2 separate regions of the Homo sapiens genome follow, and region 2 is linked to region 1. A link is a loop called in an ENCODE intact Hi-C map of the cell type or tissue named here. Cell type or tissue: dorsolateral prefrontal cortex. All regions are shown on one strand. Each heading gives the region's core, and the rest is flanking DNA. Links, peaks and the distances in the headings are about the cores only. Region 1 holds the start of ZIC4-AS1 (ZIC4 antisense RNA 1). Region 2 has its middle 210 kb from the start of ZIC1.

Evidence for each region. Hi-C counts contacts between places; a loop is a spot of excess contacts. Peaks named below come from ENCODE experiments on the same cell type or tissue, not always from the same donor. Only the 100,000 strongest peaks of a DNase experiment are listed, where the experiment ranks them.
Region 2: it touches region 1 in a loop (15-fold over the local background); 11 of 110 quality-filtered maps call a loop at or near these places.

What each region holds. Positions count from the first base shown.
Region 1 is chr3:147,385,293-147,401,446 of GRCh38, reverse strand. ZIC4 (Zic family zinc finger 4) reads left to right here. Exons shown (of 5, transcript NM_032153.6): 3 at 4,978-5,595; 4 at 10,201-10,516; 5 at 12,588-15,401. The coding sequence ends at 12,588. It overlaps ZIC4-AS1 (ZIC4 antisense RNA 1), which reads right to left and starts at 14,585. Exons shown (of 2, transcript NR_046703.1): 1 at 14,348-14,585; 2 at 12,541-14,128. RefSeq lists enhancers at 4,981-5,718, 7,568-8,069, 9,939-10,453, 10,454-10,970. In dorsolateral prefrontal cortex, for the core only: CTCF peaks have their summits at 8,109 and 9,105; DNase peaks (open chromatin) are centred at 8,046 and 9,066; H3K4me3 peaks cover 6,821 bases; H3K27ac peaks cover 8,000 bases; H3K27me3 peaks cover 8,000 bases.
Region 2 is chr3:147,608,546-147,624,699 of GRCh38, reverse strand. No RefSeq gene overlaps it. Among named protein-coding and RNA genes, the nearest start is that of ZIC1, 210 kb to the right of the region's middle. RefSeq lists a silencer at 10,765-10,814. In dorsolateral prefrontal cortex, for the core only: CTCF peaks have their summits at 7,286 and 7,494; no DNase peak of the experiment used is centred there; H3K4me3 peaks cover 472 bases; H3K27ac peaks cover 4,337 bases.

The DNA of each region.
Region 1 (16,154 bases), core at 5,376-13,375:
TACAGTGGCCCTCAGCTGAGTAAGGCCCACCTCCTGATCTGGGCATAACTTACAATAAACAATCATCATTTAATTTAGCATTGCTTAAAATATTAAAATGGAAAAATAGCCCAGCTGTTGATCTGAAATATCCTCCATTTTTTTTTCTTTCCAAGGCAGTGAGATCAGACATTCAAACCAGTGATTTAAGGAGCTCTGGCAGATGGTAGGGCCACCAAATGTTCTATTTCTAGAAAAGAACTAGGAAATCACTTGTTTATGCCACTGCATTCGTCTGGGTAGGTGAGCAAAAGTGCTTAGGGCATGATTCTGGGCACTGGTTTGCAGAGGCTCTGAAGATCAAGAGATATTTGGGGTCTAGTGGTGGAATATGCTCCAAATAGGTCCCCAAGAAAACAAGCTTCCAGTGTTTCATTTTGACATGTGCTAAAGATCTGTGGGTTGTGAGATACTCTTTTTCTCTACAAATGAAGCAGAAAAGTAGACTTAACAATGTTATATCTCCAGGCATGGGTAGGAATAGAATGTTTCAGTCAAGCATTTGGTGTTGGGGGCAGGTATAGTGAGATGTTTCTGGAAAAAAAATCTGAAGAGCACTGAGGAGACACCATTCCTTAGCCAGCCCAATTGATAATCTCTGTAGCCTGGGTTCCCTGCTTCCCAGGCTCTGGAAGACTCAAAATGATCTCTCTAAAGACTAAAATATACCTCTCAGTTGTTGATGCCCCATCACCTTGAACTGGATACTGCTTTGGGGCTTATTTCAAAGATATACCTTGAAGATCCTTATGTAATCCCTTATTGCTGTCTCTGGGGAAATGTCCTTCGAGGAGAATGTCTGGTCCCATTGCTGGGTTTAGCCAACCAACATATAGACCATATAGCTCTAAGGAACTTGCAAAGATCAGGCAACCTCAGTGACCTGCAGGTCTACTGACCCCTGGCTACTCAAGCAAGAAGAAGCTACCTAAAATGGGTCCAGATGTTTTCAGCTTTCAAGAGAAGGCTGCATCTGGGAAGGAGCTCCATGGGGCCAGCCTACTCTCCAGGATTTTGGCTGAATCAGATGTGTTTGCCCTTTTGCTGCTGGCACAAAAAAGTCATACACAAGTTCAAAGCTTTTCAAAGGCAAAGTGACTAACAGAAAGTGTGTAGTATGCTAGCAGACTATGTGTATAAAACCTCTGTTTCTTAACCCTGGAGTCCAGAGAGTCAGTGGTTAGAATTCCAGAGGGCCCATAAACTTGGAGGAGAAAAAAATGCCTCTTTATTTTCACAACCTTCTATTGGAAAGTTAGTGTTTTCTTCTATGATGAATATGTGCAGCAAATACTGGACTATTAGAAGTTCAACAGACTCACCAGGCTTCCTAAGGGTTCCACAGCCTGAAACAACTAAAAACCCCTCTTCTCCTATCTGTCCATACTGTTATTCAAAGCTTTTGATGGAGGTGGGGTCACAGTGTATATATTAAGAAATCTGGCCGGGTGCAGTGGCTCACGCCTGTAATCCCAGCACTGTGGGAGGCCGAAGTGGGCAGGTCACCTGAGGTCAAGAGTTCAAGACCAGCCTGGCTAACATGGTGAAACTCCGTCTTTACTAAAAATACAAAAATTAGCTGGGCATGATGCTGGGTGCCTGTAATCCCAGCTACTTGGGAGGCTGAGGTGGAAGAATCGCTTGAACCAGGGAGGCAGAGGTTGCATTGAGCCAAGATGGCGCCATTGCACTGCAGCCTGGGCGACAGAGGGAGACTCCCTCTCAAAAAAAAAAAAAAAAAAAATCCGTGTTTTTGCAAATCAGAGTCTTAAAGCTAAAGTGAGTTTGACAAACATTCTGAACTGTTAGTTTTAGATTACCTAGGGTCCAGCAGAGAAAAAAAATTTTAATTGCCGAAATATTGCAGAAGTTCCCCTGCACTTAAACCTGAATACCACATAAGCTGAACAAGTTTGGTGTTAAGATGCGGATAGTAAAAACAACTGGGCAAGGAGTCTCAGGTAAAAACATACTCTGGCTTTTGTTTTGCTTTTTGGAGTCCTTCATGGATTCAGTCCAGAGTTGCCTAGACAATTGCATCATTCAACATACACCTGGGAGGTGAAATGACTCATTGAGATGTGTAAACCTTTCACTGGAGACCTGGCCATGCCACTGCTTGGATGAAGGATCAGAGCAGGGGAAGGATCAGAGAGATGGTGCCTGTTGGTGGAGGAGTAAACCATGGGAGAAAGTGAAAGCCAGGGAGACATATCCTGAGAGTCTAGTCACAAAACTGCTGTGTGGAAGCCCTTGGTTTTGAGAGTAGGGAGTGGGGGTCTGGCAGTCAAATACTCTTCTCTAATTTTTTTTTTTTAAATACTGAGGAGTATCTATTGGTAGAGTTATCCAAGCTCTTCCTGTAGGAGGAGCAGAAAGACCTGGACGTGTCTAAGTAGAGAGAAATTGTTGTGGAAGTTAATCCCTCCCTAAAGTGCACCCAAGGGAGGAACAATGCATTAAATGAAGGTCTCAAAGAATCTGCCAACTGTTATACATCAGTTAATTATTTTAAAAAAAAATTTTTTAAGGCCTTATTTACTGACCAGGAAATGTATAAGAATAGTCCTTGGTGCTGGGGATGGGAGGAGGGGCAGTTCAGTCAATTTCTATTCAGCATTGCTGGTATCTGCCAAAATTTCTTGCCTCTGCTAAGGGGTATGGGATATTTTACTCAATCTTTAAAACTTTTCTTAAAGATACAAGCCTTTCTCTGTTTGGGGGACACTTTTTATGGCCGCCAGGGAAGCCCAAGCACTTAGACTGGCATTTTCGGCTGCAGCGACAAGGCAGGAGTCCCGGCCAGCAGCCCTTTAAATCGCCGGACGACGCAGCTGACCTTAGCCGGTCGGCTCAGACAAAGGACTACCGCTCGCCCCCAAAGCCCCCCAACCCCCGACCCTCGGCTTTTGCCACACTCGACTGAGCCAGAACTTAAGTTTTTTTTAACCAACCGACCCCCATCCCGCCAAAGTGGCCCCCCTAGCACTGGAAGGCATCTTGTCGGAGGCGGCCACGGGCCTGCAGGCCCTCTCAGAGCCTGGAAGGGGAAACGCGGCGTGCACTTTCTACAGAGGCCTAAGACGAGGTAGGAGGAAGCAGAGAAGGCTTGGACCGCAGGCAACAAGTAGCCGAAGCTGAAAGTGGAAGTCACCCTTAAATCCCCTTTCCCAGAGGCTCCGTACGACTGCGGGGTATAGCGCTCAGGATCCCTGATTTGCCCAGGGAGATCCGAGAGCGAAAACCTGTTTCTCCTGGATCCACGCCCGACTCCTTTGTTTCTTTGGCCAGCAGGCCTGCGGGTGGGTGTGACTTGTGGCGGGGAGAGTCCTTTCAGGAAGGCACGGGTTCGAGCCCAGCCTTTTCAGGCCGTCACCACTTCCCGCCTAATCCCGTCCCTGGTCAGGGCCAGATCCTTGAGTTTCGCGCGTCTTTGAGCTCTCCAACACCGGGGAGGAGGGGCCTGCAAGGCTAAATGGGAAGAGAGTATAGAGGAAAGAGAGGGGGAGGGGAGGAGAAAGGAAGACGAAGTGAGGTAGACGTTTTGGGGAAAATAAGAGAGACGAAAAGGACCAGAAAGATGAGGGAAACGAGACATTTCGGAGAAAGCCAGAAAATAAAATTAGGCTCAACGGCTGCTAGCCTAGGAGTTTCTCAGCTCCTGGCTCCTGAGTCAGCAACCTCCTTCGGTCCTTCGATCCCGACCCCCTCCTCTTGCAGGCTGCAGGGACAAACTGCCCAACGAGACCGCCATCTCTGCGCACACGATGCTGCCCATCAGCCCCGACTGAGGTCCCGCAATGCTGCCTCCCCAAAGTTGTGGTGAATGGTGGCATAACCCAGCCCCGAGTACTTCCAGGAGCCCTGAGTCAAAGCTGATCCACTCAGCTTTCCGGAGAGGAGGGGGAGGAGGCTCAAGGGGAGAGAAAAGGATTTGTGCCCGGGTCAGAGCGCATGAGCAGTGGAAGCTTGAGATGCTGTGGGGGTGGGGTGAGGGAGGGAAAGAGGGTATATGTTTGGGGGAGAGGTGTGTGAGGGGGTGGCGGTTGGAGCAGGGAAGTGTGAGAGAGAGAGAGAGAGACCGACCGCGTGCGGCAGGACCTGTCATCACTGACGTCGGACCCGGCCGCGGGCCAATGGGCTACCCAGGCGATTGTTCCTCTCTGTGGGTCCAGGCCACGGCCCTGAATCTCTATTGACTTCCTAACGCGCCCTGCTGCTACTTCTGTAGTGTGCAGGATTTCGCGTAGGCATTAATAGCCAAGGGGGTGGGCGCGCCCAAATCCAAACCTTGGGAAGAAGAAGAGAAAGAAAGAAAGAAAAAAAAAACTTTACAGAAGTTTTTTTGTGTGGTTTTCCTTTCCCCTCCCCACTGTCAGGTGGCAGTGGTGTTAGCGGCCCGGTACAGGGAGCTCCGGGGAGCGTGGGTCGGCAAGCAGCCGGCCGCCCTCTCCTAGCCAAGCGGGGCACTGAAAATATATATGGCTGGGGCGCTTCAGAACCACCACCACCTCCAACATCATCATTTCTGTCACCTCCACTCCCCGCAGGGCATCGTGCCCCGGAGAGCCCCGGGGTGTTAGCCGCCAAAGTGCGCTTGGGGCTCAGCTCCTACCCCTCTGGAGCAGAACCCCCAGCAACCCACAGACTCAGCCCTGCGCCTTCCATTACCCCTTACATCTACTCTGCCGCTACCATCCCTCTCTAGCTCATGGCGCGGCGGGGGACTTGGCCCAACAGCAATTCGGCCCAATGGCGGCGGAGGTGTTTGGCCTTGCTCTGTCCACCGGGTTCACTGCTGGCGCTGTCTGGCTCTGAGTTCCACGGCTGACTGCAGAGGCCGTAGTGCGGCAGGGCTGGGCCTGCCCCCCGGGGCCCAGGGAAGAGCGCGCAGCCCACGCCACCCGTTCTCATGCGCGCTATTTGTTTCGACAACAGGTAGCAGCTCTGGACACCATGGCCCCCAGCTCACCGCCGCCTCCAGCCCCTCGGTGTTCCCGGGCCTCCACGAGGAGCCTCCCCAGGCCTCCCCCAGCCGTCCTTTGAATGGACTCCTGCGTCTGGGGCTCCCTGGAGACATGTACGCGCGGCCGGAGCCCTTCCCGCCAGGGCCTGCGGCCCGCAGCGACGCCCTGGCAGCTGCCGCAGCCCTGCATGGCTACGGGGGCATGAACCTGACGGTGAACCTCGCTGCGCCCCACGGTCCTGGCGCTTTCTTCCGCTACATGCGCCAGCCCATCAAACAGGAGCTCATCTGCAAGTGGCTGGCGGCCGACGGCACCGCGACCCCGAGCCTCTGCTCCAAAACTTTCAGCACCATGCACGAGCTGGTCACGCACGTCACCGTGGAGCACGTCGGCGGCCCGGAACAGGCCAACCACATTTGCTTCTGGGAGGAGTGTCCGCGCCAGGGAAAGCCCTTCAAAGCCAAATACAAACTTGTAAATCACATCCGCGTGCACACGGGCGAGAAGCCCTTCCCTTGTCCTTTCCCGGGGTGTGGGAAGGTCTTTGCTAGATCAGAAAATCTCAAAATACACAAACGAACTCACACAGGTCAGTATTCGGCGCTGTCTGTCGCGTGCGGACCCTCTGGGGAAGCAGGCCCTCGGGTCTGGATTTCCTCAAGTCCCAACTGAGGGGAGGGGGAAATATTTTGGGGTTGTTTCCATGAGCCAAGGCCATAAAATATTAATTATGCGCTTCTATTCTTAGAATCACAGAAGTTTCCGGAGGCTGTGTGTAGGGAGGATAGTGCGGGATTTCTGTTCTGGGGGGGACAAGGGTGAACGTGCCTAAGACCCTGTGTGTGCAAACATGTGCTCTCTGCTTAAGAGTTTGATTTTAAGATATTTTAAAACAGCATTGTTCCCCAAAGTCGTAAAGACATAAGAACAGCTGTCTAACTTTTTTCCTTGTCCCTTTGGAATTGCGCAGCAGAACTCTTCCACCTGTAGTCCTGATAACCTGGCCCACCTGGACTGAGAGGTTACCAGGCCCTGGAGCCTTCTTTAGGAGTTGGGGGTCGAATGGGCTAACTTTGTACGTATTTTTGAGCCTTGGTGGCCGGACACTAGGGATGTTTGGTGGACCCTCACTTTCGCTTTAGCACAGACCTATCCACCTTAAATATCATTTACCAAGCTGCTAAGGGAAATGGGGACATGTGTCAACTACATCTGCTACTTCTAGTTAACAGAAAAAAAGGAGTATCGTTCAAGAGCCTGCAAAATTGAACTCCTCTGGCCAGAGCATCTCTAATTAATACAACTGCAAGGAGAAAGTTTTCACACTTCCAGAACAGCCTGTGAAGTTACATTAATTAGTTTAGCAGCCATTGTTTGTACTCTCCTTAGTTAGGGTTTTCTCGCTCCTCCTCCCTGGAAGTTTAAGAAATCAACATCTTCTCCCCTCCCCCATTTTGGGGGCGGGAGAAGGGGACTGGTGGGGACAGGAGAAAATAAAATGAATTCCAGCTTGGTGCCCCACTTCTCCTACTGCCCGGTGCCTTGCCTTACTCGCCCCTATTCTTGCTGGAACATCGACAATTGTTGGAGTCAAAGAACTTCCTAAGGCTAGTTGTTCTAACGCCTATCTTCTCCCCAAACTCTCCCTTCCCGGGGAAGGTCCATGGCCCGGACACTGGCACATGCGGAGACCAGACCAAAGTCCACTTGGAGCCTGGCACTTTATTTCTAAAGCTTGTCTGGAAGTGTACGGTTTCCCTGAGTTCTTTTCAGGGTTTCCCACAATGTCGCATGGATCTCACCCCCTCACCAGAGGTTTTAGCTTCGGGAAGGGGCGGTAGGTCACACTGGAATCCTGGCCCCAGGCCTGCTACTCCGGGAGCTGGCGGCGGACACCCGGAAGGTAGACTCGCAGTCCTGAGCTGGAGAAGGAACTCATCTTTAATGACAGGGTTTTTTTTTTTTTTTTTTTAAACAAACAAACTTTTACAGCTCTTTGCCGGCCCACTGTTTGAATTCTGTGAAGCAGAAAATGGTTAAATTCTTAGCACAGTCGACCTACAGCAGAGAAGCAAGTTCAGTGCGCCACGGCTGGCTCAGGTTTTCGTGTTTTCAGGACAGAATTTTGTGCGTTCTTTCGGTTCGCGGTCCTGATTCATTAGCGGTGGGGGGTGGGGGAAACAACAAACAAAAACAAACAAACAAACAAACACGACCAACAACGAACTACAGAGTCTGGCCTGCTCGGGCATTTCCCTCAAATCCCCCTCCTAGTCATAAAAAGAAGAGAGAGAGAGTGAGAGAGAGAGAGAGAGAGAGAGAGGGAAAAAAAATATTTCTCAAATGGCAATAGACCTCACTACAAATTATTCATGAAGACAGTTCTCGATTCAACAGGAAAATAATTGCCTTTTCAAATATTAATGGCGTTTCATTTCCTCGAGTAGCAGAAGCGGCAAACAGGAGCAAATTTCTCAGGAGCTGAGATTCTCCCTGACCTGAATCCGGGGCCTGGCTTTGAAGGCGACTGTCCGCACCGAAAGGATTCACTTTGTGGCGGTCACAGCGATCCCGGAACAATGGTGCCTCGGGGAGGGAGGCGCGGGCCAGCAACCGCGCTCGGCCTGGCCACCGCCACCCAGCTCCTCTCCAGGGACCCCTCGGCCGGGGCCGGGAGCTCACCACACCTTCCCCGGCGTCTGAGGGCGAGTCAGTGCTGGGGATCCGAGGTAGAGGAAAAGAGACCGCGCCGGGGCGCAGTCGCCGGGACAACCAGATCCAGCCACAAGTGCGAGAAAATGGCGCTGGCCCAGCTAGCCCGAGCTTCCGAACTTTGTTCGGCGGACCCGGCTCAGGGTCGGAGAGGAGGCCTTTCAGGACTGCTGGGCCTCTGGGATGAGAATCTGGGTCTTTCACAGCGCAGCCCCGGGCCTAGGACGCTCCGAGCGGGCTGCAGGGGCCTAGCCCAACGCCGCCTCTTCACATTCACCCACCCACCCAGGGCGCAGTGCAGGGAGCTGGAGGGAGGGGGAAGGACTGGAGGCCGGGTGTTGGCGGGGGGCGGGGGTGATGTCAAGCGCAGAGACCAGGGCGCCTCCTGCAGCTCCGGAGCAAGCTGGGGCGCGGCCTCACCTGGCCTCCTAGGGGCCTGCGAACTTCCCGGCTGCCGGTATCACTCAGTGCACTGCTGTTTTCTCCTCTGCTCCTCGTCTGGAGCGAAATAATTGTTTTTGTTTTACGTGAATGTCCAGTGAGGCGCTCACGAGATCGGATAAGCGTTTGGCGGGATTTTTGTTGGGGGTGGGGGTTGTTGGGGAGGGGCACCAAATTCTAATTCCATTTCACCTCTGTTTTCTCAAAATAACCTTGGTTCTTTTGCAGGCCCTGAATTGTATGTTTTTTGTAATTTTTTTTTTTTTTTTGAAAGAGAAGAAGGAAGAAAGTTTTGGGTTTGCAAATGCTGGCAGGAATCAGAGGAGATAAAAATGGGGGCAAATAGGAACACTGATTTATTCCGCATCTTTCTATCACTGTTTTATAAAATGGTGCCAGTGTCCCGCGAAATGGCAGGTGCCAACACCTTCCAGACTGTTCAGTGTACTAGCTGTGCTCCTGTAGGGTGGGAATCCAGCGACCAGGTGGTGCCGGAGACCCGGGCTCAGGAGCCGCTGATTGCGCAGAAGCGCAGGTTGTGCGCAAACCTCTCTGTCCGAGCCTCAACAGGGCTCGGGAATTGGGGCTTTGTTTGTTCTAACCAGCCCCAAAGCGCCTGTTTTTCCTGGATGCGGCGGGAGAAGCAACTACAAAGGCAACAGTTCTCCAGCTGCGCGTCTTCCTCCTCAGCTAGACGCTAGGTAGCCGGTCCCTTAACTCAGAGCGCTGGGAGGCAGCCATTTGTTTAAAGCGCCCAGAAACCTTCTTCCCCCATTTCCGCAGCACTTGCAGCTCCGGCAGGAATCTAGGCTTCCGGGTTCTCGGGGTCCTTTCCTCTCCTACACGTCAGCGAATTCAGCTGGCCGTGAGCTCCCCGATTGGGGCTCGGTCCGGCCAATATTGTCACTCTAACGTGCACTCGCGCCTTCCCTCGGCTCTACAGGGCATCGCAGCCACCGATCCCAGCCCCTCCCCGGCCTATGCCAGCCGCCTGGTGGCCCTCCGGGCTGCGGAGCCAGGCCTGGCCTGACAGCAGCAGCTGTTTTCTTCCCGAAGCCGCAGCGCTCAAGGGCGTGGTTGCGGTAGACACCTCGGATCCCATTTGGCCTGTGCGGACCCTACCGCGCCAACCCCTCGTCTTAGGACCGAGAGGCCCGACAGCCAGGTGGGGGTGGTCTGGGCAGACCGGTCGACATCGCAAGTCAGTGCGGACTGGGAGGGCCAGCTGCCCACAGCACGGTCTCCAGGAAGCCTCTGGAGCAGCGTAATGAAATATTATTACTGGCGAGCGTATCTGGAGGGATCCCGGAAGGTTTAGGCAAGATTTGAAGAATGCTGCTAAATGTTTGCCCTCAGGGGGTAGAAGGAAAGAGGGAGGGGGCTCCATTCCTGTAAAAATCTCTTCTGAAGTGAATCATTGCTCAGAATACCTCTCCCTGCAGCACGAATCCACTTTATGCACACACAATGTGCATCGGCTGCGCATCCTTAAATTATTTCATCGCTTTGGCGTTTGCGCAAAACCTACTTTAGGAAACAATTTGGGCCAGGATGGGGGTGGGTGGGGGGGATGAACGGCTGGGCGGGGTAGCGGCAGAGAAGTTAGTCTGAAACAGCAACTTTAAATCGAGCAGATGTGAGCTTCCCCGTTAACTATATTGTGAGCTCCTCCGTTAATGTATTTCCGAGCAGAGGTGCTTCTGGTTCCAAGTGGAGAAAATTTGGAGGAAACAACCCGAGTGGATCAGGATTTTCGAGGATGGAAACTCGACTAAGATGGAGTCACTGTCGCTCCTCCTCCATACCCTCCCCATGAGCCCAGAGGAGGAAGGCGGGAGGGATGGAGGCGTTCAAGAGAGGGCACCGGGGGCGCTCTCTGCACGAGGGAAAGGGGTGCTCGACCTGAGGCGCCGTGGAAAGGGATTTCTGAAAATATTTTGTAGTTCTTTTCCAGAAAATGAGAGACGAATGGGGGAGGGTGGCAAGCACCTGACGGGAACACGACCCACAAGCACTAATGTCTCTGCGTTGCCTCCGCCAGGCGAGAAGCCCTTCAGATGCGAGTTCGAGGGCTGCGAGCGGCGCTTCGCCAACAGCAGCGACCGTAAGAAGCATTCGCACGTGCACACTAGCGACAAGCCATACACGTGCAAGGTGCGGGGCTGCGACAAGTGCTACACGCACCCCAGCTCGCTGCGTAAGCACATGAAGGTGCACGGGCGCTCGCCGCCGCCCAGCTCTGGCTACGATTCGGCTACACCGTCTGCCCTCGTGTCGCCCTCGTCGGACTGCGGCCACAAGTCCCAGGTGGCCTCCTCGGCGGCGGTGGCGGCGCGTACCGCCGACTTGAGCGAATGGTACGTGTGTCAGGGCTTGGGCCCCATAGCGGCTGCCCCCGCCGCGATCCTCAGCCCCGAGCTACCACCTGGCCCTGCTGCTGCCGCCGCCGCCTCCGGTATTAGGGCTGCCTCTGTGATTGCTGCTTCCGCACACACCGAATGCAGAGTAGGCCACGTTTCTGAGGCATGAAGAGGGCGAGGGCGGAAGGAAGGAAGGCCGGCCGGCCACCTGTAATAGTTGCTGGAGCTCACTGAATACGCTAATATAATGTCCATTATTTTAGAAGATAAATATGGTCCCCCTATTTATTCTGTAGTCACAATCAGCACCATCACCCCCACACGCGCCTTCATGACTGGGTATCATAAAACCAGGGTTAGGGGCGAAAAGAGACAGGGAGATGGAAAAAAAAGTTGGAGAATTTATGTGCAATCCTGTCAACTGCAGATGACAAAAGTAAAGCCACAGATTTCCCGCATGCTTCGCAGAATGGGAAATATTTTTCTCGAGGACTGGGCCGCTCCCACCCCCACTCTAACCCTCCCCTCCCCCACATTAATTCCAACCTCAGAAGTTCAGATCAAGGGAAGGGGGCAAAGGGAATTCCAGAGCCGTTTTCTTGACTCCAGTTTCTTTCCTCTTTGCCTTCCTATGGTTTCCCCTTCCCTAGGTATCCTTTGAAACAAAAAACACACAAGTCCTAATTTTTCCAACCTCCTCTATAAAGGAGGTAAGGGAGATTCATCGTCTTTTCAGCAGGGGGTGGGTGGGTGGTGGTTAGACGCTTCCACCCCTATGGAGTGGCCTGGGCACACAGATAAACATCTGCCTGTCGTCCACAGACTCAATATACATTGTATACTTGGAGTAGGGAGTGAATTCAAAACAACAAGAAATACAGACAAAGGAACACCAGAGAGGCTTCAGGATTCAATGCTGTGAGGCCTCCCCGGGCCTTTTTCCCACCCCAACCCCTGTAGAGGCGTTGCCTGTGTAGTCTTGTAGGTGCTTGGGCTCCGGGTGTAGAGCGAGCTGATGACGTCACTGAGTCGAAGCCTCTAAAGTGGAGAGACCTGACCTAGGCGGCCGTGTCTGGGTGAATTGCGTCAATTCGGTGATGGTCTTTGTTAGTAATTGCACAATGTTCGTCTTATTTTTAAAAAGGTGTAGGAGGAACTAGAGAAATGATCCACAATAATAAATATTGTAAAGGCAAACACCCAGTGGGTCTAGATTGAATGTGTATTTGATATGCTGCGTATGAAGTCCCCAGAAAAAAAGAACCAGATGTTGAAGGAGGGGGCGAGAAAGGCCTTTGCAATTGCGGCCAAAGGGAAAAAAATCAGGTCCTTTTTCCCCCCTCCCCCCATCTGCAGGGAGAATGCGGCTGCCCCAAAATCCTAGCTAAGACTTGAAGAAGTAAAGGAAAATAAAATAATAAAGCTTTGGCAGACTCATCTCAGTTCCCTAAGAATTTGAAAATCAGTGTGTGTGTATTGGGGAGGGAGGTAGGTTTTCTCTCTGGGGAGGGCCCCACAAAAGACCTCAATTTTAAAATCTGAGCCCAGCAAACAATTCCTGGCCCTGCCACTGATGAATTTTCTTCTGCTCTATCCTCTTCAGACGCAATTAGACAATTAGCACTCCTGCCCGCAGCCCCCACAACTTTCATCAGATGAAATAACATCCTAACTGGAGTGGAACTATTTTCATGACTCCAAATAAAAAATGCAGTCTTCCAAATACACCTTTAGTGAATCCGTCCTTGAGAAAGGGGGACTGAAATTCCTGCCTACACCTAATACAATAGGGCCCAGAGGCTGCCTGACCCAGCGCGGGCAGTCGGCAACAAACAACTCCTTCCCATAGTGAAACACCAACCCCACCACTAAGGTGCAGAGGGCATTTGCGGAACTTGCTGCTTCTGCCAATGTTTAAAAAGTCCCCCTTCCTGAAGTAGGACTTTTTTCTTTGTCTTCTGTTTCTAAGCTCCCCATTTTGCTTTCTATCTCAATCTAAAATAATGAAATAAAACAAAATGTTTGGTCGGCCACTAATCGCCTTTAATTTTTCATTTGCTTGTTACAGATGTCCACCGCGTTGCTCGCAAGGTAATCTCGCTCCGCGCAGCTGAGCGCCCCGCATCTCGCGCCTGCTACATCAAAGGGCCCGCGCACAAAGCAGTGTTTCTTCGCCACGGTGCATCTTCATGGTAAGTTAGGATTTCTATGGCAATGTGCAAGTCGCACTGAAATCCTGAAAGGCCAAGCCTGGAGCCCGTCCAGGCTTTTCATTAAGGACATAATATTTACGTCTAACAGACCTTTTTTCTTGTGTATACAAGTATATATTTTTGTTTGACGCGGACTAAATCATTTTCATTTAATTTCCGGTAAACAAAACCCACGCGAATGGGCACTTGTACCCGATCATAATAAAAATGGATAATAATGTGAAGGAAGAAAAGAGCCGCTTGAATCGCCGCTCAGCCCCCTTTGTTTCTGCTTTCTGCGGTGATCAGAGGGCGCGTTTGGGTTTGATGGCGAGTTTCTAAAGGCGAGGAAATGGTTTGTAAGAGGGGAAAGAAAAGGAGAAAGGTCTAATCAAGCTCGGGTTGTTCAAAGAGTCGGGTTTTGGGGTTGAAAGTGTGAGTTTGACGGTGCATCAGCATGCCGCGTTAGGCTCGCCATGGAAATACGCGCGGGGAGCGGCCGCTTCAAAGGCGGCACACTTCACTACAGACACTCTATTAAGATACATTTGCGCTGACCTTTGCTTTCACGCCATTTAATACTGTCACTGCGCTCTCCAGTATATACTTCCTTTCTAGAACCCGACTTGCCCACGTTTAGGGGTTCACTCTGCACCCTGATGTGGGAGGCTTTGGCGCAGGGGACACTTTCAGGAAAGGGAGGAGCACAAGGACTCTGTGCATCTTGACTGCACCCCAAAGAGGCTCCAGGATCAGGAGTGAAAGATTTTAAAGCAGCCTCCGAAGCTTAACAAATGAGCATTCCAAGCTCAGTTTTGTGCAAATCGCCTTTCTGACTCTTGAGTAGGATGGAGGCTTAAATTTAATGGCGACTTGGGGGGAAGGGAGCCACCCTGGGGGAGTCTGAGGAGTTCAGACTGTGCCCTTGGGAATTTCCACTCTGGCTTTCCGTGCCACTCTTCTTCCTTTCCATCCCAAAAGTCTCTTGCGGCCCCTGAAACTTGTTTCTTTCTAAGGCAGGGTGTGTGGTACCCTTAGGCCTGGACTAGTCCTAGATGCAAACTCAAGAGCCCAAGGCCAAGGGGATGTGGGGAAGATGGCAGGAAAGTTAGAAGTCCATGTTCCCTTAATTGTCTTGTTGTTTATTTTATCCAAGTACCCCAGTGAATAGGGGAAAAATAAACACAGTGAAAAAAAAAATCAAACAGTGGAGTCTTCTTTAGTGCCAGTCCTTGTGGTTGAATAAAAAGGATGGTCCGCTTTCTATTGAGCTGAGAAATCTTTGAAGTGGGAGTTATTATCTGAGACATTCCTGCTTGTCGTCCTAACAACGCTGATGAAACGTAAAAGGTTCTTTGTCAGCGATTTGTTCTCCTCTCTGTCAAACTCCCTCTGCCCCGTTAGTTTCAAACCGTTTCTAAAGAGATAAAAATCAAACTTCTTTTAAAACAATATCCACACACTGCATCAATACATAACTTTAGGTCTAAGTCTTGCTAAGGGATAAACAAAAGCAATGCCTAGACATCAGGGTCAGGGCCTGGTCTGGTGAAGTATGCAGAAGTTGGGGGGCCCTCGGGACAAGCTTTGGGACATGAGGAAAAGAATGCAGAGAGGGTGCAAGCAGAATACATACCCTAAGTCCATAATTGTGTTTCTGCTTCTTTCTGCTCTGGTTTGCATTCAATCAGCCCAAGTTGGGTCACATAGATGGGTTTCCTTTGGGTACCCCTCAGGCTCCTAATATTCTTGCCCAGGATCCTTGGAACTTAAGAATGCAGCCAAGCAATTGTTAATATCTCCTGCTCCTTCAAAGCCACCTCTGCTAAAAATAGACCCATTGTGTGTTTCTTCTCACTAGCAGCAATCAACAAGCCCTTTCTGCCGTTAATAAGAAGGAGAATAGCTGAAGGAGAGAGATATTTTATTAATTTCCTGTTTCCTTCAGAATCTTGGCAATTGAAGTTTAGAAGGTTTGGTCTACAACACAGTGATCGAAAATGCATGTAAATGCCCATCCTTCCCTTCATTCACGTGTGAAGTTGTTCATTTTATATTGTGCCCAGCAAAGAAACTTTCACCCAGTTCAGGTTTCCCCAAAACTCCTGTGGTGGTTTTAAAGGTGGTTTAAATAAATAAGGATGTGCTGGTCCCCCTACTCTGTGTGTGCTGAATAAATGGCTTGTAAAGAAGTTTTTCCAAGCTGTAACCCATGCTGTTATTATAGTTGCTGCAAAATGTTCTTCCTGATATTGATTTTATTTGTTAACTGAAGGTCTCCATATGTTTGTTTATATTGCTAATTTATGAGAAAATGTAATAATTGCAATGAATGTGAATTATACAGACAGGCAAACATTTTGTAATCATAATTCACATATACACAAAAGCCTGGCTGAAATCTTTAGACTATTTGTACCCTCTCTACCCACACTGTTTGTGATTTATCATCTGTCTCTTTAGTGTCAGTTAAATTATGAACTAACTTGAAAATAAAAGTTGTTTGACTGAAAGTGATTGTTGAATGAACAACAAAGTTGAAAGCCATGGCTTGATCTTGTAAATATATAAATGTAAATGATATTAAATCTGTGATTCCTTTTCCCTCCAAAGGCTTTTGTGTACATGGCGCTGCATTTGGCTATTTTCTTTGGAAATAAATAATGTGATGTTTCTCTTCCTCTTTTGAATCCTGGTGTCCTGTTATTGTTTCTTCATCCTGGACGAGATTCGAGGCCCTCCAGAAGCCTCCAATTCTCTCCTCAGTCTTTCTTCACCGCTTCACACAAATATCTCTGGGGGCCTAGTCTCAGGACAGCAAAATGGAGGGACCCCCTAAAGCAGCCATTGTGAGAAAGACTTCTCTCATCTCAATTTCACCCTAATGGCACTGACATCATCAACCAATTTATTAATACTTTATAGAATGGAAAAAGTTGAAAGGATCCTCTCAGTGTCTGCCAGGAAAGGCTACCTTTCTACATTTCCAGCTCAGAGCAACGTCAAATAACCACCCCTGAATTCCCAGAGAAAAGTCCAATAGCTGGTGGGAATCAAAACAAGGAAAGAAAAAGACAGGACAGTTCGGCTGTAAGACCTGAGTAAGCGCTGGTGGAGTGTCTGAGGCACAGTTGGCCGCAGAGATCTTCCTAGCTGGACCCTGCCCCCTCTGGGAGAAGTGATTGCTCAGACCTCAAGGCTCCATTCAGATACCTGCGCGAAGGCCTATGCCTGAAGACTGGGAGGCTACAGCCCACATGACACTTCCCTGGGCCCCGATTGAGATATCTGGTGAGTTTTAGCATCCGATGCACGCACACTCTTATCTGGCCCAGCCACTGGGAGACTTATTTCAAATGAATCACCAGAGCCATCTTCCCTCCTCCACTGCGTGGTCACTGGACCTCTAGATACCCGCATACATTGTTGCCTCTGCACCTACT
Region 2 (16,154 bases), core at 3,344-11,343, 230 kb before region 1:
CTCTGCCTCCCAGGTAACAGGGATTACAAGCACCTGCCACCACACCCAGCTAATTTTTGCATTTTTTAGTAGAGATGGGGTTTCGACATGTTGGTCAGCCTGGTCTCGAACTCCTGACCTCAGGTGATCTGCCTCAGCCTCCTAGAGTGCTGGGATTACAGGTGTGAGCCACCATGCCCAGCCCAGACTCTTAAGTTTTAATAGTTAAGTGACTTTGGGTGTGTAATTAAACCTTTCCATTCTTCAGTTTTCTCATCTATAAAACGGGAATAGTGATAGGGCCAATCAGAAGGTTGCTGTGAGGACTGAATTATTGTAACCCTATAAATAAAGCATTATAACTGTAAACCAGCTTCAAATCACAGAGAGGTGGGACTCTGCTCAACCAAAGCACATAATCCTTATGCATAATTAAATTAAGCTTTCCATGATAAACATCTCTTCTACACATTCAGGTTCAATATTCTAAAATGCCCAGCTACAACAAAAATAATTAGATTAAAAATTGGCAAATTTCCTCTGTGTTTCATCACTCTGTGTCCCTGGGGTGTCAGTCTGCAAATTACTCTCTATCATCTTTCTATCTTCTATTGTTCTCTTCTCCATTGGTTTCTCCCAATTTGAATTCAAATGTATTTATTGTTTTCTTATGTAACAATACAACAACATACTTCCCTGGTCCCTGCCTTCTTCTCAAGCTCCTTCCCTACTCATCTCTGTCCCTTTTGGAAAAATTCCTGGAGGAGAATCCATATCACAGCACCTAATTTCTCATCTTTCTCTTCCTACTCTATGTGGGCCATCTTGCTACTGGCCCTTCATTTCTCCCAAATCATTCTTACAAACATCACTAACAATTTACTAATTGTTAGGTTCAGGGGTCCCTCTAAGATTCCCATTCCACTTGACCTCTCTCCAGCACATTTGACCTTGCCAAGGCTTTACCCATCTCTGCTCCTTATTCCCATTGCTCTGGCCCCACCCTTTATCAGCTCTTGCTTGGGACACTGTAAGAACTGATTTCCCTCCAATTTGTCTTCCCCACAACCACCAGTTTTCTCTCTAAACCTACATTTGTTCAATTTAAAAAGGATTTATTAGGTTATCAAAATAAAGAAGACATAGTTCTAAGGGCAAATACTCACAATATAATAGTAAGTGAACAAAACAGGATTAAAAAACTATGTAAATAGTATCATTTCAATCATATATGAATAGTGTAATGTGTATATAGCATGTATATATGTCCATCTATATGTATTTTTATGTAAAAAAAAGGTACCAAGTGTTCATGTGATTTTCTGTGGTGATAGGACACCGAATGTTTATTTTCCAAACAAGCATTTATTACTGTTGTAATTTAGAATAAAATGTAATGTATAGTATGTGAGCACACAATTTTGTTTGAGGCAAGAGAAAAAGTCTAGGAAAGCTAAAGAGCTCTAATACCACCCCCGTTAGGTTTTGAAGGGTGAATGGGTATTTTCCAGTCAAACAAAAAGAGAATGTATATTTTACATAGAAGGAGGAGCATGAGACAGTTCCACAGAGGTGTGAAAGCATATTGCATATTCAGAACAAAAATAGTCCAGTAGGCTAGGGAATGTGGTGGACTCTTATAATAATAACCTTCTTTGCATTGGTTGTTACCAAAATGATCTCCTATTTATCCTCCCAGTCTTTTTGTTTATTTATTTATTTTGAAAATTAACCTCTTCTGTGAAGTCTTTCATGACCATCTCTGATTTTATAACAGCTCTTCTATCTCTATCGCTGTAGTCTTAGACCATATCTCCACATAACACGATCATATACGAGCCCTCATTGTTTGGCTGGATCTTAGAAATTTGTTTCCTGCAGCTATTTCCCTGCCTCTCATAATCATGGCTGGTATGGATTGTTTCTAGAAAGTAGCATACAGAATAACAGATGAACTCTATACCCCCTAAAAACTACACACACATACTCATAGACACACACTCAAATCTTTCCTCTAAAATATGTTTTTCCAGTAACATAAAAATACCATGAAAATCAAACCACTGTCAAGCTCTTAAAAATTTCTTCCTTTCTTCAATGTTTTCCCATATTCAAGATAACTTCAATAAAAAATGCAAGTAATCTACTTTTAAATTTGCTAGTAATTTTAGCAGAATGTCATCTTGTCCTATTTCTGATCTCTGTACCATGAATTAGTGTATAAGAATGGTTTAAAGATGTTTTACAAGTCACAAATACATGATGAGTAGGACCAAGTCATCTTCAATAGGTCAGTGAATCTACACAGGCACAACTGCTATTTTTCCATTCAGTGTAACCACTCAAGTACGCATTAATTTTGATGTGACTGAAGAGGTCAGAGAGAGTGGAAAGACTATTGGTCTGTGAAGTGGGAGACTCAGATTCTAGTCCTGGGACTGCTAATTAGCTGTGGGACCTTGGAAAGACTCCTGAACCTCTTCTGTCTTCGACTTCTTCATCTTTAAAATGAAGCCCCTGGATTAATTCATTTGAAAAGTCCCTTCTGAATTGAAAAGTCAAGATCTATAAGGAAAAATCATGTCCAAGTTTACCTTAGCTGTCTATCTCATTTTGCCTATTTGTAAATTGGCCTTTAACATCCTTTCCAACACTGACTTTGCTTTACTATGACTGATGAGATAAAATAAATGTGAATTCTGCTAAACATCAATACTAAGCCAGCTTTCTCAAACACTGGAATCAACTCACTCTAGCCAAAATGTTCTCAGGCCTAGAAATTCATCATATTTTAGTCACTTAAAAGATAATTTATAATACCATTATATCATAGTAAAATTTTTATCTTCTCTATAGATTAGTGAACTACATCATTAGATTTACTATAATCATAACTTGAGAACTAAAACATTGGAACAGTAATTGTATTATTATTTCCACTAACATAAACAAAACTAATAAAAATAAGTATCTAAATGTTCATGGTCTTTTCACTCTGAGATACTAAGCTTCAAAGCATTAAATCCTTTACCTTCTGATAGAAATTAGAATGCTAACTATGAGCTTGCATCTCAGCAATTCCTAAAAAGAAAAAAAATACATTAAGCACTCAACCACAAGCAAAGTTAAGTTCTCACGTTAAAAAAAATTGTGTGATCTTCCCTTTGTGGAGCTTACTTTGTTTTATAAGGGTGCTCATGATTAAAATAACATAACATAATAACAAAAGTCACAGACAATGCTAAAATACTAGTAAAAACATTCAAAATATCGAGATAAATACAACTTTCTTTTATTGTATTTTATAATAATTTTATCCATACAAGAAATATAAGTAAATTTTGAGGGATTTTCATGACCAGGTATAGAAATCAATTACCTAAATTGACTATACATTGATATCATTTCGCTAAAGCATCATAAAACAATGTCATCTTCTTTGACTTGGCAGTACTTAGTTTTTTAAAGAAAATTACAGGACCAGTAGAAAATTTTAAAAGTAAGTTTAAAAGCCTAGAATTCCCATTAGTTATTGTTAACTTCCATTTTTGGCTTGATCATATCCTAATTACAGATGCATGACTATGAAGTCAATGGTATTTTCAAAGCAGGAATCTGTTGACTCATCCCACAGGGGAAGAAAAAAAATCCAATCTCTAGCTACTTGCCACCAATATTAACAAAAATTATCCTAATATATTCATAGGCATATTGATCAGCTGTTGAAAATTTCAAGTTAAACAAAAGTAACTTATTTTTCATCTACAACTAAATCTTGGTCTAGCATAATAAACTATATTTTTAACCTGCCTGTTCTTATAGTCAAACATGTAGGGAAGTTGGGGCTTTTATATTCAAACAAAGGCATCCAGCTTAGATGTGTGATAGAATTTCTAAATTGACACCCAACTTCAAAGAGTAAAATTTCAAGGAGTCCCCGATTGATTAATCAATTGCAGAGCTTTCAGTGTAAACACACACAAAAAAACCTTATAAATTCTTTGTTTTCTGTGTTTTCAAAAATATAATAAAATATAATGATTTATAACCATCAAAAATTATACTTTAATGTTGATTGATTAAAGTCTGTTAGCATGAAACTATAGCCATCAGTTTTTTTCTTTGTGTTATATAATTTTAAGATGTATGAGAAATTTGATCAAATAACCAGTAAAAATACATCCATGCATCAGTATTTTTAAGAAGCCAAAAAATGATATTCTATTACGCTGATGAGGCTAGAATTAATTTAAATAACTTTGGGCTTGATTCATGAAAAACAAAAATACTTACACAGTAGGGGGGCATTATTTCTGCATTTTTTTATATGCACAAGTCATGGTCTGCATTCAACTTTCAATTCAAAAAGAAAAGTTGCAGATTTATGTAGGCAGGTTTTTGTGTGAGTGCACAGCTCCAAAGTGAAAAATAAATAAGCCTGGAGAGAACTTAAGCCTTTTAGCAGAGTGTTAAAATGATTGCAGGCTGAACTTCAGGCCCCCAAAAAAATCTCATCCCAATAAATTATTACCAAAATGTTAGCCAGCACCACGTTGTCACACTCAGGCAGCAGGGACATAATGGTGACACAGAAGAAAACTGCCACATAAATCACTTTAAAACAGCCCTTTGCTCCATATAGGGAGAAACTTCCATCCTCAGCTGAATCTCCTCTCCCACATTTTCATCTCTGAGAAAATGGCAACTGTCCAAATCACTAAAAACAATTTAAAAGAAATCCCTGGAGATGTTGCTGCCAAACTTAGTAATAGCCTTTCGTGATTAAGAAAAAAGGAAATAGGTAGTAAGAAAAATTCTTTTTAGAAATATTCTCCCTTTAAAATCTGAATTGATAAAGTAGATCACAGGTCTTAAACTGAACCAAAGAATCAATAAATATTGATTTTTTCTTAATTTGGCTTTCTTAATTCCACTAAGGGAATATATCTTTTATAGAGTATAGAAATATAAAGAAATGGATTCTATAATAAAATAATTTGGCATTGTTAAGGCATTTCAATAGAGGCAAATGCATTTAACTCATGAAAAATGTTCTCAGAATTTTTACATCTATTATTTCCAAAAGCCAATTTTAAGCTTTCAGACCACATTTGCAATTATTCTTTAAATAAACTGTTCAGCAAAAATATATATCTATTAAAATTTTCTATATGAATAAAAATGGACTTTATAATTAATGACCATGAAAAGTCATTCTAATAGTAAAGTAAACCAACATTATTTATATGTTTTAAAAATAAATAAGGCTATATGTGTTTTTAGACATACTTACATATTTGTAGAAATCATGTTGTGTCAAAAATAGAATTAATTGATTTTATTTTAATGTAAAGTATTTTAAAATACTGTCATAGCTCTATTGTTTCTCACATTTTGAAACAAATCATTGTTGTTGCTTCTTTTTGTCCCTTAAACTTTCAGGAAATCTTAGCTATTTCATAGGTGCACCCTATGAAAATTTTTTATATTCAATAAAATCTTGAAAATAAATGGAAAATAAACCTAGACGTTCAAGATAATTTTATTAATCCTGTGGAAACTATTGCATAATAACACAGACAGTATTCAACTTCCCTTGTCAATTTTGAAACTCAGCTATTACTGTTGCTGTCTTAAATTTAGCATCCTTAAAGCTGAAGGGGGGAAAATCAACTTGCAATTTAGACAGTTATCAAATTACCAAAACTAGTGCAGGAACTCTTAATGAGCAAAACCATTAACAATTTTCCGACTGGAGCCCCTGTTCAAATACCTTGGACACCTTGTTAGCACAGAATGAGGTGTTCAATCAAGAGACTGGGAATTGGAAGTACCAGGGCACAGTTTTGAGTGGTGATTACAAGGGCGAGAGGGCGAGTGCCAAAGTAACAGTCTTCTACCCTGCAGGAAGCTGAGAAACCTTCAAGTCTACATTTGTAAATCAGGCCCGATGATTACAGCAGTCACAAGCAAAGAACATATGAAACAATTATTTGCACCATTCTTTCACTGTTTTAATTTGCTCTTAAAATGAACAAGATGATCCCCAGAGTCACTGGCATTTTGTCTTTAGAATTTTAGAGCATGTTCTAGGATTTTTCATGGCACTGTAAGCCAAGGAAAAGACTAAAAGGATAATTTCAAAGAGCATTCCTTTTTTTTTCCTCACAAGCTTTTTTATTGTGCAGCTTTCCTGTAACTTAACATAGACAAAATAGTTTGCAGGAATTTAATTCATTTCAGATATTTTAATTGTTGACTATTTAAAAATAAAATATGTTTGTCACTTATTCGTTTTTAACTTTTGTTTTATTGCCTTTTATTTAAAATGCAGTATCTTAGACATTGAGACTCTTGCATTAAATTCAGCAGGAATAACAGAACATGTTTCCAGTTTTTAACTACTTTAATCTGCTCTTTAACCACTGACAGCTCACAAATAATTTACTAAAAAGTTTTTATTTTAGGTTACAGCATTTACGTTGTCCTTGAAGCTTAATAGTGACACAGTATCAAATGTATTTAAAAGAATATATTTAAGCAAAATATTACTTCTTTAAATAAGCATATTTATCTTAAGTGAAAAAATTGCACTGAAAAAACAAAATTAAACAGAAAACAAAACCTTCCAAATGCAAATACGTGGAATTGATTTTATTGACATTAGGTACATCTTTTTTACGAAGTTGACTATAGACAAATAAAAATTCAGGTGCCATAAAATAAAGTGTTTATAGTTGGAAAAAGGAAACACAAATATATATTTATAATTTTGTTTTATGATACAAAAATCTATTTTTTTAACTTATTAAATATGCACATATTTTTCTCTGAATTGTTTGCAGGATGATGTACTAAATGTTTAGGGGATGGTTTTGCTAATTAGTGACAGACATGAGGATTTATATATAATATTATATTCTATATGTCTGTAATTTTATAAACTTTATTATGAATTAATCGGAAAAAGAATTTTCAAAAGAACTTAAAATTACCAATTAATTTTATTTCATTTTATGAAAGCATATTAAAGGTTAGATTCTAAGTCTGTATTTTCTTCAATAGGTAGATACTGGAAAATAGCATTTTTAAAAGACTTGGAGCACCTCTGAATTTGAAAACATCATAAGGTTCTGTTTATATAAGCAAGGAAGGAAAATAACACAATTTTAACTACTTATAACTGATTTCTGAAAATTTATTAAATAATATAATTAAATTTATTTTTAAGTAGGTTTATATTTTCCTAGAGAGCCTTCTATTTCCTCTTGACTATTATTTTTGTCAGTGTTTTGCTACATGGTACAATATTGAGGTTCCAGAGTTTGATTTTCTATACTAAATCAATGGTTTAAAATACTGTAAACTCATGTGAGAGATTGCCATGTAATTTTGTAATGTATTGCAATCACATAATTTGTCCCCAAACCCACAGTGATTACTGTTAAATGCTCCTTTTCTCAACTAGTAAAATCTTTTTCATGATTTGCTATCCAAATGTAGAGGGCGCTATTGTTCATGTATTTTGAAAGCGTTTCATAAAGGAAAATACATTTAGCTAATAATTTAGTATTTGTTTTCAAAATGTATCTATAAACTCCAATGGAAGTATCAATGTGTTGTCTGAATATAAATTTAAAGTAATTGAAAAAGTGTTTATATAGATCAGTAAAATTGCATTTGCCATTAAAGATTTATGCATTTTTAATTATCCCTGAGCTCTAATTAATCTATAATTAATTTTAAATATTATGATAACCAGATTTTACAGAAGTATTTCAATTTTTCTCTTATTGTAGTTATGTAGAAGAATAGCCTTGTGCATAGGAGATGCGTGCTGCAAAATTTAGGAGTGTCACTACTTTCAAGCGATTTAGGGAAAAGATAAACTTAATGTAGCAAAAAAATGTTGATTTTGAGTGGAGAACAAGCGAATGTTTACTGTACTGTATTTCAACTTTTTTTGTATGTTAAAATTTTTCAAACTAAAAATTTGCAGGAAATATTCTGATTGCTTATCTCATTCTTAGTTTTTATGTTTATTTTGTTCATTATTTTTCTAAGAAAATATATATTTTAAAAATATCTTACTGAGCATGCTAGTTTCTGTATGCTAAATTTTAATGCAGTTTTTAAATATAAAATGTTATCCTAATTATATTTCTGTCATTAATTTCTTGAGGTTGAATGGGGTCAATAATTTTAGACTAAAAATTTATATTTGCTCATATTTTTACAAAATGTTATGTGAGTAAATATTAATCACTTGTAAATATTTTCTCAAGTATCACGAAATCACCTGAGTTCACTTTTGTTTTATGACTTTTGTTTGTTTTATGGTTGCTGTAAAGAGCTTAAAAATGAGTCAACACCCCCCCAAAATTATAGTCATTCTTGTTCTAAACACAAAATTTAGGTAAGATATTGGTATAGTTTACAAAATGAATTTCAAAAATTTAAATATTTGGATGCATCATTGTATCTAAATGCATGGAACAAATGTTACATAAAACTAACCAGTACCTTGCTACTAATAGTACATGCTGTAGAAGAGTTACAATTACAGATTTTAAACACACTAGTTTAGAAAATTCAAACCAGGCACTAAACATTGATTGTATTCTAAGGTAGTTTTCATTCTTAATTCTTCACATTTAATTTAATACTTTGAATAAACCATTTCAAAATGTTTCTTTTCATGTTACTTATATATTTAATACATCTAAATATATTTTATAAATATTGTAAAGTATCTTATTAAGTTTATTATATTAAAGTCTATATATATACTGAATAGACTTAATAAGAAAATTGTCTCTTTAGTTAAATAAAATCTAGTTAAATAAAAATCACATTTAGAATCATCCAGATTATTGATTGAATATTTCTTTTCTATTTACATTATTAGGCACTGCGGAAGCATCAATAGCATCTCTTTTTCTTTTTAATCTAGCTTGCAGAAAGAAAGAGGGAGAGAATGTTAGTGACTAGTGTATGTAAATACGTATTCTATGCATAGCCATGAAACTAACTCACCAGAAAAAAAACACAAATATTGCTTGTGGAAAAGTTTTGAATGTAGCTCAGGCATTACTTTTCACCACTTCAAATTATTTTAAAATCAAAATAAGTATGGCAGAAAGCACAAAAAGAAAAAGCAGCTCTTTAAAATAGCTCATAACTTGCAATTTTAAATAGGATATCTGAAACTTTGTCTGGTTAAACTGTATCTAATCTTGCACAAGCAGGCATTGTCTAATTTTTATGGTATCCATGCACGTTCAAGAAGTTTTCCACCTTAAAAACAAGGGAGTAGAGTTGAGGGGGGTGGGGCCAATCCATAACTGAGTAACAGTTGCCTTTTATGTTTGGCAAGTTCTTTGGGACCAAGATACCCCCCAGCCTGACTGACTAGGAGGCTGAGATGCAGTTCGGCCCTGTCTTTATGTCAAATCACTGCCATCAAAACAATGGCTCATATTACATGAAAATCTTGTGCAAATGAGCCATAATGGGAGTGAATGACAATCTCGTAAGACCATGCAGCAGGGTCCTCCTTTGATGTGAAATACTGTTAATCTTTCTCAAACATAGCCCACTAAGCATACTTGGCAAATCCTATATGAGAAAGTCCTTACAGTACAGATTCGGAGATAAACACGCTGTAAGTGAAAAAGACACTAATATAAAGTTCCATGTTGGTCATAAATTTTCATTTACTTCAGTCATTTTTTGGTTGGGGGTTTGTTTTTATGTTCTTAGTGGTTATCATTTTTGTCTAGTCTTTTGAAGGATATTTATACATCACACTTCCTTATTTTAAAATGCTGGTTACAATGGCATTACGAGTGTTGGATATAAATGTTCAATGGCTGATTTTAAAAGTATTTTTAAAAGGATCTCTAAGGGTTATAATAATTTGAGAATGTTTGAAAATCTTATTTACATAGGCTTTTGTCGTTAATCATAGTGGACTCAGACTGATGGCTTCATATTATTTGTGCCATAATATGAAAGAGAAAGGAGAGAGAGAGACAACTTTCAAGCATGATGTTTTCTATTAGAAAAAAGAATGACTTAGGTGTTTCTATTTTTAAAGTAGTTTAAACAGCCATCTAAATATCTCCCAAAGAGTAATAGATCAGCTTTTGGATCACAAAAGGTATTTTCTTTCACGCTCTAATATCAAAAATCTAACTGTTTTGCTGGATATCCAAATATGTAAGGCCCATGTCTAAAGCAAGCTGAGTCAATCATGGTAATTCAGTGCTGGTAGGAAATATGCCTCTTCAGTTGTGCTCTGCTTTTGAAGTGTTGCCTAAAAATCAGCCTTGGGCTTCAAAGAGAGAGGGATTATAGCCTTTATCCAGCAATTAATATGGCTGGAATTCAGAATGTCAGTGTCTAACCACGATCCTGGCTGGACAGTAGCATAGCAGGAATTCGTTCTTCAAAACTTGGAGTAAATCATAAAAATGAATAAATAGTAAAATGTTATTAATGTGTGGCAGAAAAGAAGAGGGGAAAAAATAAACATTCCACTTCTAATGACCTACCTATGTTTTTGACATGCAGACAAGCCCTCCCAAAAAAGTGATGTCCCCAGACCTCTAACCAGCCTTATCCACCTAGATCGTTTTAATCTCCCACCAACTGCTAGGCAGAAAGAAGTGCTATTAGAGAGAAAGCTATTCCTTTTGCCTTCTAACATAGATCAGATGACAACCTCTCCAAGTCCCTCCTCTCTGTCAGAGTTCAAGGGTTCAAAAACGGTCAGAATGTCAAGCAACAGAAAAGCAGCAGGGTTTTGCAGGAAGAGTTTAAGTACGTTAGATTATGCAGAGTAGTCAGAAGAGACACTGGTGTTAGGTTTCATTTTTCATTCTCAATCTTATTTTAAGTGCCCTTTGACAGTAGCCTACAACAGAGATCCCCTTCTGCTACTGAGAGATTATAGAATGCAAGTCCTTAAAATACTATTTATTTCTACTTAATACTCTGGTATATTTGAGGTTGAATATTAAATAACAAAATGTCCGCACCTTTATAGCAATAGATTATTTGGAATTAATATTTCAACATGATGTGTTTATCTTGGTCTGAAGGCAAAGGAGTGTCATCTCTTCCAGGAATTGTGAACAAAAATTAGGAAAATCTCTCACGAATTTGAGGAAATTCCTCCCTTGGAATAGGTAGGACCCCTCCCCACCATATACCCGGAACCACCAAGCAATCTTGCTTTTTAAAATCTTACACAATTGTTTCTGCATGTTTCTTTACAATTTTTTTTCTACTGACTTGAAAGAAAACCCACATGTAAAGTATTTACAGAAAAGTATCACAGCATCCTGACAGGCTAAGCAATGTGTTTCATTAATAAGCAATGTTTATTGCTCATTATAGAGGTTTTGTGTGGAAGATATTTGAAGAATGATCACTATAAAATCTAATATTAACAAAAAATTTTAAATATGTAATAGTCTTTTTGATATCATATACATATTTACCCCTAAATCTCACACATAAATATAGAATTGAGATCACAGAGGCATTTAATTTGCTATATTCTTTTTGCACTTATTTTCTTTTTTATATTGCTGTGCATTTCACACTCATAGCAAAAGGCCTGACAGTGTGTTTTAGTTCCACAGAAAGCTAGAAGAAAAAAACAAGGATGGATGATAAACTAAATAGCTAAGAGAAGGCAAAGTGATGCCCATTGTCCTCATTCTATTGAAAATGGGATCAGAATGTGTACAAATCTAAGCAGAATCCATTTTTTCCTTTCCTTTTTTGCTGCCTTAATGTTAAAGCAGTGTGATTCCCAGGCCCCAGTTCAAGTATCAGGAAGCCCACCACGGCTATATCGCCATAGAATAATAGAGTACTTGGTGTTAAAAAAACAAAACGAGTAAAGGAAAGATAATTCAGGAAACTAGAGAACAAAATTCTTCAGCCATCAGAAAGGAAGAAGAACGTGAAAGAAAACCTGCATTTAACATTTTATCTCATATTTTTTATGATATAAAGTTCCTTGTTAGTACAATATCATTATCCAACAAGCTTGAGATTTAGGCAATGTCTACTTATAGAAAGGATACCATGGAATATCTCTACCATGTATTTAGTTATCAGCAGCACCTAGTTATTAGGTCCAAACTATTTTAAACTAATTTCAAAAGATCTATACCCTATTCAGAGTTTAAAGTTTCCAGACCCATTCACAATCACTATCCTATTCCCACTTCCATCAATGCCCTCTCAATGACCCAACAGGTATGAATCTATACATTTATACATATATATAATATATATTACATATGTATTATATATAATACATATATATTATATATAATACATATATAATATATATAATACATATATAATATATAATACATATATATTATATATAATACATATATAATATATAATACATATATATTCAACTGTATTACTTTGTCAAAAATCTCATCAGATAAAACTGTTTTGTTGTCGTTGTTTGTATGAAATTGACATTTTCTGTAATAATATGCACTGGAAAATAATTTTTAAAAAATACAACAAATGTTGTTACTGTTTCTTATAAAACTGAGATTTCTGCAGGGTCCTCAATACTTCCCAGCAATCCTGTTTATCATTATTTAGTAAAAACATTTCTAAGTCTTCTCATCTAATATTTTTAATTCTTTAACTTAATTTTTTGAACAAGTAATACATTATCATGTGTTGGAAAACCAAAATAAAGAATAAAAATGTGAACAAGTGAAAACTGTTCCTCTTAACCCTCTCTCCACTTATCCAGTTCCCCGGACTCCCCAGTCAGATAACCGTTGTTGTTTTGATATATTCGTTCATTGTGTCTTTACGTATGTATAAGAAATAGAATCAACCACTATAGCCCTTCCTGAAATATCTGTTTGTGGCTCTGTCCCTCACTGTCACCTTTGTCTCACATTTCATTGTCACCACAATGCTCTCATTCCTTACTCATCCACTGACCTACTCTATGTATCTCCTTCTTCTCCTATTTCCTCCTCTAACATCAGAAAAGCTGCATTTTATCCTAGTGAAGTCCAATTCTTCCACGTGGGGTAAGGCCTTATTATTTCCACTTTCTAAAAAACTTTACTCCTTCAGTTCTTCCTCCTTCCTCCTACATCTCCACTGTCTGCTTCTATATGTTCTGGAGTTGGCTATTTAAATTTGAATGCATTAAAATTAGGTAAAATTCAAAATTTAGTTCCTCAGGTGCACTAGCTATATTTCAAGTGCTTAATAGTCATATGTGGCCAGTTGCTATAGAATTAAACTGCTCAGGTAGAAAACATTCCTACCGCTGCAGAAAATTCTATGGGACAGTGTTGTTCTAGAGCATGTTTGAAAAATGATAGAATTTCGTCACTCATTAAGTGTGACCTTGGCCAAGTTTTCTTTACTATGCTTCAATTTCTTATGTAGTAAACTGAAAAAAAGAATAGTATCAGTTTTGTAGGTTATTGTATATAAAGAACATATTAAATTGGCATGAAAAAATTGAACATGAATATAAAGTTGAAGATACAGGTATGGATTCAGAAATAGATATATAAAGATAAAGATATATAAAGATAAAATTATTTCAAAACAATTAGTATTCTTTTTTCCGTAATAAATATCTTAGTCCCACCGAAGCTACCTTTGTGTGTGTGTGTGTGTGCACGCACGCACACACGCACGCATTGGGCAGTTCTAACACATTGTATTTACATTCCCGAATTCTCATAAGCATAGACCCCCATTTATGTTTCCATTTCACTTTATACATACTTTTATAATTAAGTGTTATTGTATAACTTTGTTATACAATATTAAATTAAAGATCATAACTTTGTGTTTTTAGCACCATATAAAGGTCCAGAACACATAATCAATATTCAGTAAATTTTGTTGAATTGAATTAAATTTAGTTTACAGACACTCAATTAATGTTTTCCGTGTGTGAAAATTTCTCTCACTTCATTTAAGCTATGTTCCCATTTGTAAGTTCAAATATCATGTTTTCTTTTCATCATCTGTTCTAGACTTGGTAATCATATGGGTTTTATTGTCTCCTATGTGTTCAAATCTTCATTAGCCCATTTGAAATGCCCTACACTCTTCCAATTTAAAGATTACTGTGAAAGAGTGTACTTACGGTCAGAAACTTGTACTTGCCTATCGCTAGTAACCAAGATAATTTTATTTTAAAAAAATGTTTGATAGTATTTTGACTTTATTCTGAGAGAGAGAATAATTAAAAAGGGAAGAAGAAAAGAAAAATAGATGGTAATATAACCATCACTCCTTGCTGTTTGTATAAAGATGTATTTTCCTACTAGATGACTACAGTGAGCTATTTTAAATATGTATTTTTTAAAGTTGTTAATTTTCTCTTTGAATACATATATATATTCAGTACAAATATTTTTAAAATACTAATTATTACATTTTTCAAACTAGAGGGGCCTCTTAATTAATTTAACTATACTCAGAAGTGAATGTTCCATGATTCCCTCATGACACCCTTAGAGCTTTACATATTTATTAAACACACGACAGATACTTGTTAACATTAGTAAGTATTAATGTTAAATGATGTATTATTTTATGAAAACCCATTTTGCAGAAACATGAATTTACCCAAAAATAAAATATGTGAATATTCAGTTAAAATTTATTTTTAATCAGCATTTACAATTGAAATTAAGTATTTTTATATATATCTCATTAGCCCTCCAAGATAGTTTATGCCTTTTGGGGTATTGGTATTTTATTCTATGCAAAATTAATTTGTACACAAATTACATATAGGCTGACTACATAAGGAATTGTACGTTTTAAGAGGAGGGTGGGCCGGGTGCGGTGGCTCACGCCTGTAATCCCAGCACTTTGGGAGGCCCAGGCGGGCGGATCACGAGGTCAGGAAGTCGAGACCATCCTGGCTAACACGGTGAAACCCCGTCTCTACTAAAAATACAAAAAATTAGCCTGGCGTGGTGGCAGGCGCCTGTAATCCCAGCTACTCAGGAGGCTGAGGCAGGAGAATAACGTGAACCCGGGAGGCGGAGCTTGCAGGGAGCCGAGATCGCGCCACTGCACTTCAGCCTGGGCAACAGAGCGAGACTCCGTCTCAAAAAAAAAAAAAAAAAAAAAAAAAAAAGAGAAGGGCTTCGGCCCGGTGCAGTGGCTCACGCCTGTAATCCCAGCACTTTGGGAGGCCCAGGCGGGTGGATCATCTGAGGTCCAGAGTTCAAGACCAGCCTGACCAACATGGAGAAACCCCCGTCTCTACTAAAAATACAAAATTAGCCTGACATGGTGGCGCATGCCTGTAATCCCAGCTACTCGGGAGGCTGAGGCAGGAGAATCTCTTGGACCTGGGAGGCGGAGGTTGCCGTGAGCCAACATCCCGCCATTACACTCCAGCTGGGCAACAAGAGCAAAACACCATCTCAAAAAAATAAATAAATAAAAATAAAAATAAGAGGAGGGCTTCTACCATCAAATAAATCACAGTTTATTCATAAAATGGAATACTGAGCAGACTGTAAAGAGAAAGTAGATCACTATAGATAGAAAGGAGATAGAAAACAATCTATAAAATATATTGATAAATATTTTTAAAATTTTGGAAGACAGTGAACAGTTTACTACTACCCATGTAAGAAAAATAGAGATATATCCATACATTTATATGTTTGAGATTATTTAGACTATTCGTGGAATAGAAATTTTGTTCTGTTTGAATTTTTACCGATTTTTTTAAATGCTTTTTTTGTCTCATCATCAATGCATTCAGTTTTGCAAGTCCTTTTTTTGTTCTTTTTTTTTTTTTTTTTTTTTGACGGAGTCTTGCTCTTGTCACCCAGGCTGGAGTGCAGTGGTGCAGTCTCGGCTCACTGCAACCTCTGCCTCCCAGGCTCAAGCGATTTCCTGCCTCCGCCTCCCGAGTAGCTGGGATTACAGGCTCCCGCCAGTATGCTTGGCTAATTTTTGTAGTTTTAGTAGAGACAAGGTTTCACCATGTTGGCCAGGCTGGTCTCGACCTCCTGACCTCAGGTGATTCGCCTGCCTCGGTCCCCCAAAATGCTGGGATTACAGGCCTAAGCCACTGTGCCTGGCCTGGCACAGTCTTAAAACAATATCAAGAAAAAGAC